2 separate regions of the Homo sapiens genome follow, and region 2 is linked to region 1. The links are chromatin contacts, found by Hi-C or POLR2A ChIA-PET in ENCODE. All regions are on one chromosome and are shown on one strand. Each heading gives the region's core, a stretch centred on a gene start or an enhancer-like site at or near the end of the contact. The rest is flanking DNA. Distances are from core to core; before and after follow the strand shown.

Region 1 (3,911 bases), core at 807-3,306:
TCATGGCCTCAAGTGGTCCTCTCACCTCAGCCTCCCGAGTAGCTGGGACTACAGGCATTTGCCACCATGCCTGCTGGCAAGTATATATCTTAAGTGAGAATTACACAATTCCTGAGGACATCTGACTTTGCCAACCCTCATTTAGTTTATCTGAACCCAACGTTATTGGTGAGATTGAACAACACTGAGTTTCCTTTGAGCTTTGAGCTGCTGTAATAAATTCTCTATAGAGTAGCAGCTATCTGCTTCCGATTTTACCTTCGGGGGTTTTTACTTAATTGACATATTATTTATTTATTTATTTATTTTTGAGACGGAGTCTCACTCCGTCGCCCAGGCTGGAGTACAGTGGGGCAATCTCAGTTCACTGCAACCTCCGCCTCCCAGATTCAAGCGATTCTCCTGCCTCAGCCTCCCGAGTAGCTAGGACTACAGGCGTGCGCCACCAACCCTGGCTAATTTTTGTATTTTTAGTAGAGACAGGGTTTCGCCATGTTGGCCAGGCCAGTTTCGAACTCCTGACCTCAAGTGATCCGCCCGCCTCGGCCACCCAAAGCGCTGGGATTACAGGCGTGAGCCACAGAGCCCGGCCGACACCATTTTTAAACGGAAAGATTTCATATGCAGATCCAAATTTGCAGGGTTTTTGTTTTGTTTTGTTTTGTTTTTCCAATTAGCACTTTTTGGGGGTTGTGTTTTAGGGCGTACCATGTGCTGTTTTTCCAGGACGTCGTGGTTTGTGCAGACCTGGTAAGACCTGATAAGTCCTGAAAGAAGTAGCCAAAATTTCATGTACTCTTCACAGAACCAGCTCTCAAAGCCTTTTCTGTCTCACCGGATCAACCCTGCAAGGGGACGAGGGTGGGGCGCAGGCGGCCGAGAGCCTTGCTGAGAATCACACAGGTGGTCAGTGGAAAAGCGTGTACCAGACCCAGGCCTCTCTGGAAGGTGGGCAGAGGAGGCGTTCGGCGGGAGAGGTGGAAATGAAAACGGGAAATCTAAAGAGAGGTGGCGGACTAGAAGGGGCAAGGGACGTGCAGAGGAAGATAGAGATTGAGGGGTGGTGATAGGGTAGTGTAAGCAGCAGAAGGGAAGGGCAGGGGACTGCCTCGAGGAGAAGGGGCGGCGGCAGCACGTCAGGGGCTTTTGGGGAATCTCATTCAACAAATGGCAAAATGGAGCCCAAGTGGTTTGCCCAAGGATGTCCAGCAGTTGGCAAGGTGGCAACTAGAACCCGCGTCTCCTAATCCCGGTCCAGGGATCTTTCTTCGCCTGTCACAGAGACAAGGGGCCAGTGCAGCGCTAGTGCGGAGAGACAAGGCTCCAGGCACGGAAAAGCAGATGCCGGGCCGGGGTTCCAGCGCCGCAGTCACGGCGGTGGACGGCAAGCTGTGCGGACGACTGGGGGCGCCATGAATGGTCGAGGATCCGGGGAGCCGAGTCCAGATCTTCCTGCAAGTGACCCCGAAGCGGCAATGGAACGGTGGCCGAAGTCTGCCCACAGCTTCCGCTTCGAAGGCGGCGTCGGAAATGCCGCGCCAGTATCCAGAGCCCTTCGGAACCTCCCGAGAGATGGTCAGGAGCTTTTGGAAACTTTAGGTCAGGGGCCAGCGACCAAAAGGCTGGTATTTCGGAACGGCTGCGTCTCCCGAGAAACCTCCAAGAGTATCTGAGGTTGCCGGAAAATGGTTAGAGAGCAGCCGAAATCAGCCGAATGCCATTCGGGATGCTCCGGAGCTTCTCGAGGCACATTCGGGCCCTCTCGGCTCTGCAAGACTGCACTGGAATCTTAGGTCTCCTTTCGTCGCCTAATCTTAGCAGATCCTTTCGTCGCCTAAATGGTAAGAGCGACTTGTACCGACAGTCCCTCGGCAATTTCCGGAAGTGTTCGGGATAGGCCCGAGCGTGGCGCCCTCTGGCGGCGGCCAGAGGTGGCGGGGGGCGGGGGGAGGTTAGTGGGCCAGCGCGCGCAGACGCAGTTGCGCGCCGGCGGCCGTTCAGACCGGATGTGGTTGTGGCTGAGGTCAGTTCCGGCGGGTGACGGTGCGGACGGGTCAGGAGCGTAGAGGCGGCGGCAAAATGGCGGCGCCTGAGGAGCGGGATCTAACCCAGGAGCAGACAGAGAAGCTGCTGCAGTTTCAGGTAGCAGCGAGTACTCGGTGCAGCAGATGCCTCCGTGGGATGGGGAGTAGGCCCCTAGAGGAGTTCAGAACCCTCCTCAGATTGGGTTCAGATCCTTCTCAGACCAGCAGGCCGGCCCCCTCCCCCCCAGACTCCAACTGCCCTGATTCCCCCGGCCCCCAAGCCTCTGTTGGACCCTAGCCTTCCAGCCATCGCTGCGGGCAGACCCGCCTCGTCTGTGCCTCTGTGCCCTCAGCGTGTCAGCTTCCCTGGTTTGCCTTAGCGGCGTCAGTCCTCAGCCATCCTTCCCAGCCCGGTTATCGGTCGGACCCTCTCCGCCCAACGAGTCTATATCTGCCGGAGAAGCTTAGTCCCCACCGCGGAGTTGGCGTCATTTCGGGTCTCTGACAGGAAAACCTCCTGCCAGCATCCCATGCCATTTCCACATACACTCCCACAAACTGGGGCCTCTTGGATACCAGGTTTCGTGTTGGGGGTTCCGGTCGGGGAGGGGGCACCTACACACAGATCTGGTCCCCGCCCTAGAGGTGTGGGAGGACACCAAGTGAGGAAACAATGCAAGATGATAAGTGTCATCAGTGGTCTGTCGGGATTTATTACTTTTGGCTTATTCCTGGATTCCTGTGCTTAACTATGCTTGAGGAGGGTGGTAACTTGCAGAAATGTTATGTTAATACAAGATGTTGTATTAAGAACATTTGCCACTGATCACTTACCCCTGAGCTGGAGAATGGTTGGAGGATACCACTAGGGTGGGTAACCTTGGCACTTTGTTACCAGTTTCCTTATCTCTGAAAGGACTGTCTTAAAAATGTCTACCCCCAGGCCAGGAGCGGTGGCTCACGCCTGTAATCCCAGCACTTTGGGAGGCCAAGGCCAGCGAATCACGAGGTCAGGAGTTCGAGACCACTCTGGCCAATATGGTGAAACCCCGTCTCTACTAAAAATACAAATATTAGCCGGGCGTGGTGGTGCACGCCTGTGGTCCCAGCTACTCGGGAGGCTAAGGCAGGAGACTCGCTTGAACCCGGGAGGCGGAGGTTGCAGTGAGCCGAGATCGTGCCACTGCACTCCAGCCTGGGCAACAAGAGTGAAACTCCGTCTCAAAAAAAAAAAAATCTACCTCCTGAGGATGTTCGGGAGATCAAATGGACATATGGATGTTAGAAGGGCCTTGTAGACTGCAAAATGCCCCCAAATAGTATTTTCTGCTATTAATTTGACTTAGGATAGACCTAAAGTTATTGATACACTTATTTCCTTATATAAAATGTGTAAATATTCATTTATTCAACTATATGAAGAACCTTAGTGCGCAGCGCTGCTAGGTAGAATCCCACTTACTATTTCAGATGTAAGTACTTTGTAAACACTTAGCATACATAACCTCATTTAATACAGCAACCCTATGAGGTTCATACTGTTCTAGTCCCTGATTTACAGATGAAGGGTATCAGGACTAAGAAATAAAATGCTTAGGTTACACAGCTAGAAAATGATGGTGTCAGATTTAAAGCTATGTCCATCTTCCAGAACCCTTCCCAGGCTTCTGACTTCTGTCTTGTGCAACTTATATTTCAGTGTACAGTTGAGTGTGGAATGCAAATGCTGAGAAAATAAATATTTTTTTGGCGAGTTCTCACTTTTTTGCAATTTCCTTGAATAGACTTCACTATAATAAATTTTGAAGTGGTTATTTTTTCCCCTCTTAAATTGAGCAGTGTGTTGGAAGTGTATAAATGGAAAAATGCTGTCATAGATGTAATTGA
Region 2 (3,911 bases), core at 413-2,912, 980 kb after region 1:
TTAGTAGAGACGGGGTTTCACCGCATTAGCCAGGAGGGTTTCCCTCTTTTAAGGTACTTAACTCCCTAGATCCTAGATCCATCCACTTTTCTCCGTCTCTATTGCCACCTTGTAGGTCCAGGCCACCACCATCTCTTTACTGGAATTCTGTAAACTCCTGACTGCTCTGCTTCCACTCTTGGCCCCCTAGGAATCCACCAGAGTGATATTTTTAAAATATAAATCATTCTTTCAAATGTTTCACATTTCACTTAGCAAAAACACTTCAGCCTCCTGGACGTGTTCACAGTCCTCCATGACCTAGCTAGTGCCTTTGCTCCTTCTGTCTCATCTCAGACCACTGGGCCCAGAAGCTGCGGACGCCTTCTCCTATTCCCTGAACACACCACTTAGTCTGGCTTAGAGCCTCTGCGTTTGCTGTTGCTTCTACTGGATCCGCTCAAATGTCACACCCTGAGAGTGTCACACACTCTCTTAACGTCCGAAGAGCAGTTGTCACTCTCTGAAACCATCTATTTGTTTATTTACAGAATAATTACCTTTATCTCACCCTGCCCTCACTTGCTCCCTCCACTTCTAGCAAGTAAGCAGGGAGCCTGGCTATCTTGCTGCCATCACTGTGTTCTCCAGCACCTGGCTTGGTGCCTGGCACAGAGGTGTTGCTCTGTATTTTCGGATGAATGAATGCATAGGAACTAGAGAAGCCTAGATGGATCCGGCTCTGCCTTACTCGCGGAGTTTGGGCAAGCCTGTTTCCTGCTGCGTGAAGTAGGGGGTGGAGGAAGCGGGGTGTTAAGCTACAAGGTGTTGATTAGCTGTAAGATTTCAGCCTTGTTTTCTCCGTAGTCTTCGGGCTGGAGCCAGCCACTTGACGTCCGGCGCCTCAGCTCCCCACCTGTATAATGGGTGTGAACTCATCCCGAGGTCTAGGGGTGGTAGCGCTGCCTTATAAGGCGGCAGAGGCCGAGGGAAGGCGAGGCCGAGTGGGTGGAGAGAAATCACAACATCCGGCTGCGGGGGCTGGGCGGGGCGCCTGCGGCGACCGGGCAAGAGGTCGGGGAACGGCTGCGAGGCCGCAGCCTCCTCCCTGTCTCTCCCTCTTTCGATGTGCGCCCTCCTGATTGGGGCCGACCCAAGGGAATACGGCCACACAAGTGGACCAAACAAACTCGCTGCCAGCCCGCAGGAGGCCCAGGATACGGAGCGCGTCCCCGACAAAACCCTAGAAAAGCCGTCTGCGAGCCAAAGGCCGCCGGGCCACACCTTCAGGCGACGACCCAATCAAAATGCAGTACTTGAGATGACGGACGTCTTCTTCACCCAATCACATATTCGGCCTCCTGGGCGTGCCCCAGAGTACCCACCTCCATTGTCCCGGCTGAGGGCTCGGCCCTAATTGGCAGTTTGGTATCCTACGAAAGCCTAGAAATTCGAACCTAGGGGCTGAACCCCGCCCTCAGACCAACCAGGAAGAGGTGACGTGATTGGTCCCGCCCCCGTACTTCTTTGAGCGAGTCCCCAGCTGGGGGGGCGGGGGAAAAAATGAAGAGGAAGACTAATGGGAAGACGGCGCGGGGAGCTTCTGCCCGGTGATTGGTCAAATGAGGTAAACAGAGGGCGGGGCAGGGCGGGCCAGCGCCGGGGTGGCCCCCGGGAGGGGGCGGAGAGTGCGCGGCTGGCTGCGGCGGCCGGGGAGGCCGGGGAGGCCGCGGCGCGGTCACTGCGAGCCGAGCCGAGCCGCGCCGAGCCGCGCCGATCGCCATCCGGCCTCGGCACTCGCGCGCGATCCCGGCCGGCGGCGCGGCCCGGCGGGCCAGGCGGCGCCACAGCCCATGGAGCTCGAGAACATCGTAGCGAACACGGTGCTACTCAAGGCCCGGGAAGGTGAGGCGGCCGGGTGGGCGGCCGGGCCCGGGTGCGTGGAGCGCGAGTGCGCTGCGTCTGAGCTCCGCAGGGCTACCCAGCCGTCGGATCCCCTAGGCCCGCGGGCCCTGCGCCTTACACCCCGCCCAGACACGAGCCTTTCCGGCCCGTCGTCTTCCTCCTCCGCACCTGCCCCCGGGATTCGGGGCCCAGGAAGGGGCGGGGGTCAGGCCGCCGCCCTCGCGGCGGGTGGGGGTGAAGGAGTGAAAGAAGGTGAGACGAAGAGGGAAGGGTGGGACCGGAGCCCCAGGAGAGCCTGTCTGAGAGGCAAGCCTCCTCCAGGGGAGAGGTGTAAAGATGCCCCACGTGCCAGGGGCCCAGACCCCAGCACCCTAGCCTAATCCCGCGCAAAGTTGGCGATAGGTAAAGCTGGAGAATGAATAAACGGACCCTCTGCGTAGCACAGCCCACCTGACTTGGGGAAACTCCTGGCCACAAATGCTACTTATAGGACTGCCACTTGCTCCGTGCCTCAGGACACTGAGGGCAGAGGTGAATGGATATTTGCCCTCAGGGAGCCCATGGTCTAGTGGGGCTAGCGGACACAGAAAGAAGTGGGAGCAGAGCATGCTGCTCTGTCAGTATTGTAAGCTCAGAGGTCTGGCTGGGGAAACCAGTCTGGTGGACCGAGTGTGTGTGTAGCTCCTCGTGGCTCCCACCCCAGATGTTATCAGGCACTTGCTCTGTGCAGGTCCTGGGAGACACAGAAGGACCAGATCGGGTCCTCACTGCCTTGTGGTCAGTCTGCCCCCACCTGCCACACTCCACCTCAGTAACATGATCACTGACCACCCACTCTGCCCCACCTTTTCCAGGGTGCTGGGGAAGCAGCAGTAAACAAGACCCATCTTTTTGGAACTCCAGGGCAAGGAGGGAGATTGTGACAGTTTTTCCACCCTTTGCTGGGCTTCCAGGCTTAAAAAGTCATCTGCTTCACCTTTCTACCATATTTTACATGTGGGAAGCTGAGGCTCAAACCAGGGATTAGCATCAGTCACACAGCAAGATTGTGATTGACTCGGGCCTAAGACACAGGATGACCGGCACAGTCTATAGGAAGCCCAGAGGAACTTTCAGCTGGGTGCTACACCTGGCACCCCGTGCCCACCAAGTGCTCTGGCGAGGTGCAGCCCAGAAATGGCATGGCAGGCTGGGTCCTCATTGCCTGGGGAGCCTGTCTTATCCCCTGTCCCTTATCGAGCCCATGGGCTAGGCCTTCCTCCCAGCCTCTGGGGGCATCTGCCGATTCTGTTCTGCCTCGTCATCCAACCAGCCAGGGAGGAGGGGTGGGGAGGGCCGAAACAGGCCTTCTTCCCTAGGGCTGTAGCCAGTTAAGGCCTCAGGCCTGCTGATGGCACTGCCTGGCCGGAGAGTGTGGGTACCTTTGGACAAGCTTTGTCAGGCCATGGGCAAGGCACAGGGTGGTATGGCCAGACTGGGGACTGGTACCTCCACTAGAGAACCCTTACGACAACCTGGCTCTGCCCCTCCCACCTGCATGGCTTTTTTTTGAGACAGAGTCTCACTGTGTCACCCAGGCTGGAGTGCAGGGCTCACTGCAACCTCCGCCTCCTGGGTTCAAGTGACTCTCCTCCCTCAGCCTCCCAAGTAGCTGGGACTACAGGTGCATGCCACCACACCCAGCTAATTTTTGTATTTATAGCACAGATGGGTTTCACCATGTTGGCCTGGCTGGTCTTGAACTCCTGACCTCAAGTGATCCGCCTGCCTCTGGCCTCCCTAATTGCTGGGATTATAGGCATGAGCCACCGCGCCTGGCCGACCTGCATGACTTTAAACATGTCTCTTCTTTCTCAACTTCAGTACCCCTTTTTGTGGAACGGTTGGGGGTGGGACATAAAGACTAAAGGAAACCCTGATTGTCACTGAGTCCTGAGCCCAGGCGCCTGGACGGGCTGCATCAGAACCACCTCATGAACTGGCTTTTCATGAGCTTGAGGCTGGGGCCCCTGACGGCTTCTCAAGTG

What was found. Hi-C counts contacts between places; a loop is a spot of excess contacts on that map. ChIA-PET counts read pairs that join two places held with the same protein, here RNA polymerase II (POLR2A). Pooled maps may share reads with other maps.
Region 2: a pooled map shows a loop between it and region 1 (9-fold over the local background). The contact joins the promoter of GRK6 here to the promoter of FAF2 in region 1. A Hi-C loop is called at or near these places in 6 of 50 pooled maps. POLR2A ChIA-PET finds 5 or more read pairs at or near these places in 2 of 52 experiments (Caco-2 and HEK293).

What each region holds. Positions count from the first base shown.
Region 1 is chr5:176,446,329-176,450,239 of GRCh38, forward strand. It overlaps FAF2 (Fas associated factor family member 2), which reads left to right and starts at 2,057. Exons shown (of 11, transcript NM_014613.3): 1 at 2,057-2,142. The coding sequence starts at 2,080. RefSeq lists enhancers at 1,438-1,627, 1,708-1,767, 2,078-2,137 and a silencer at 1,948-1,997.
Region 2 is chr5:177,425,014-177,428,924 of GRCh38, forward strand. It overlaps GRK6 (G protein-coupled receptor kinase 6), which reads left to right and starts at 1,663. Exons shown (of 16, transcript NM_001004106.3): 1 at 1,663-1,884. The coding sequence starts at 1,833. RefSeq lists enhancers at 747-916, 1,337-1,876 and a silencer at 1,587-2,236.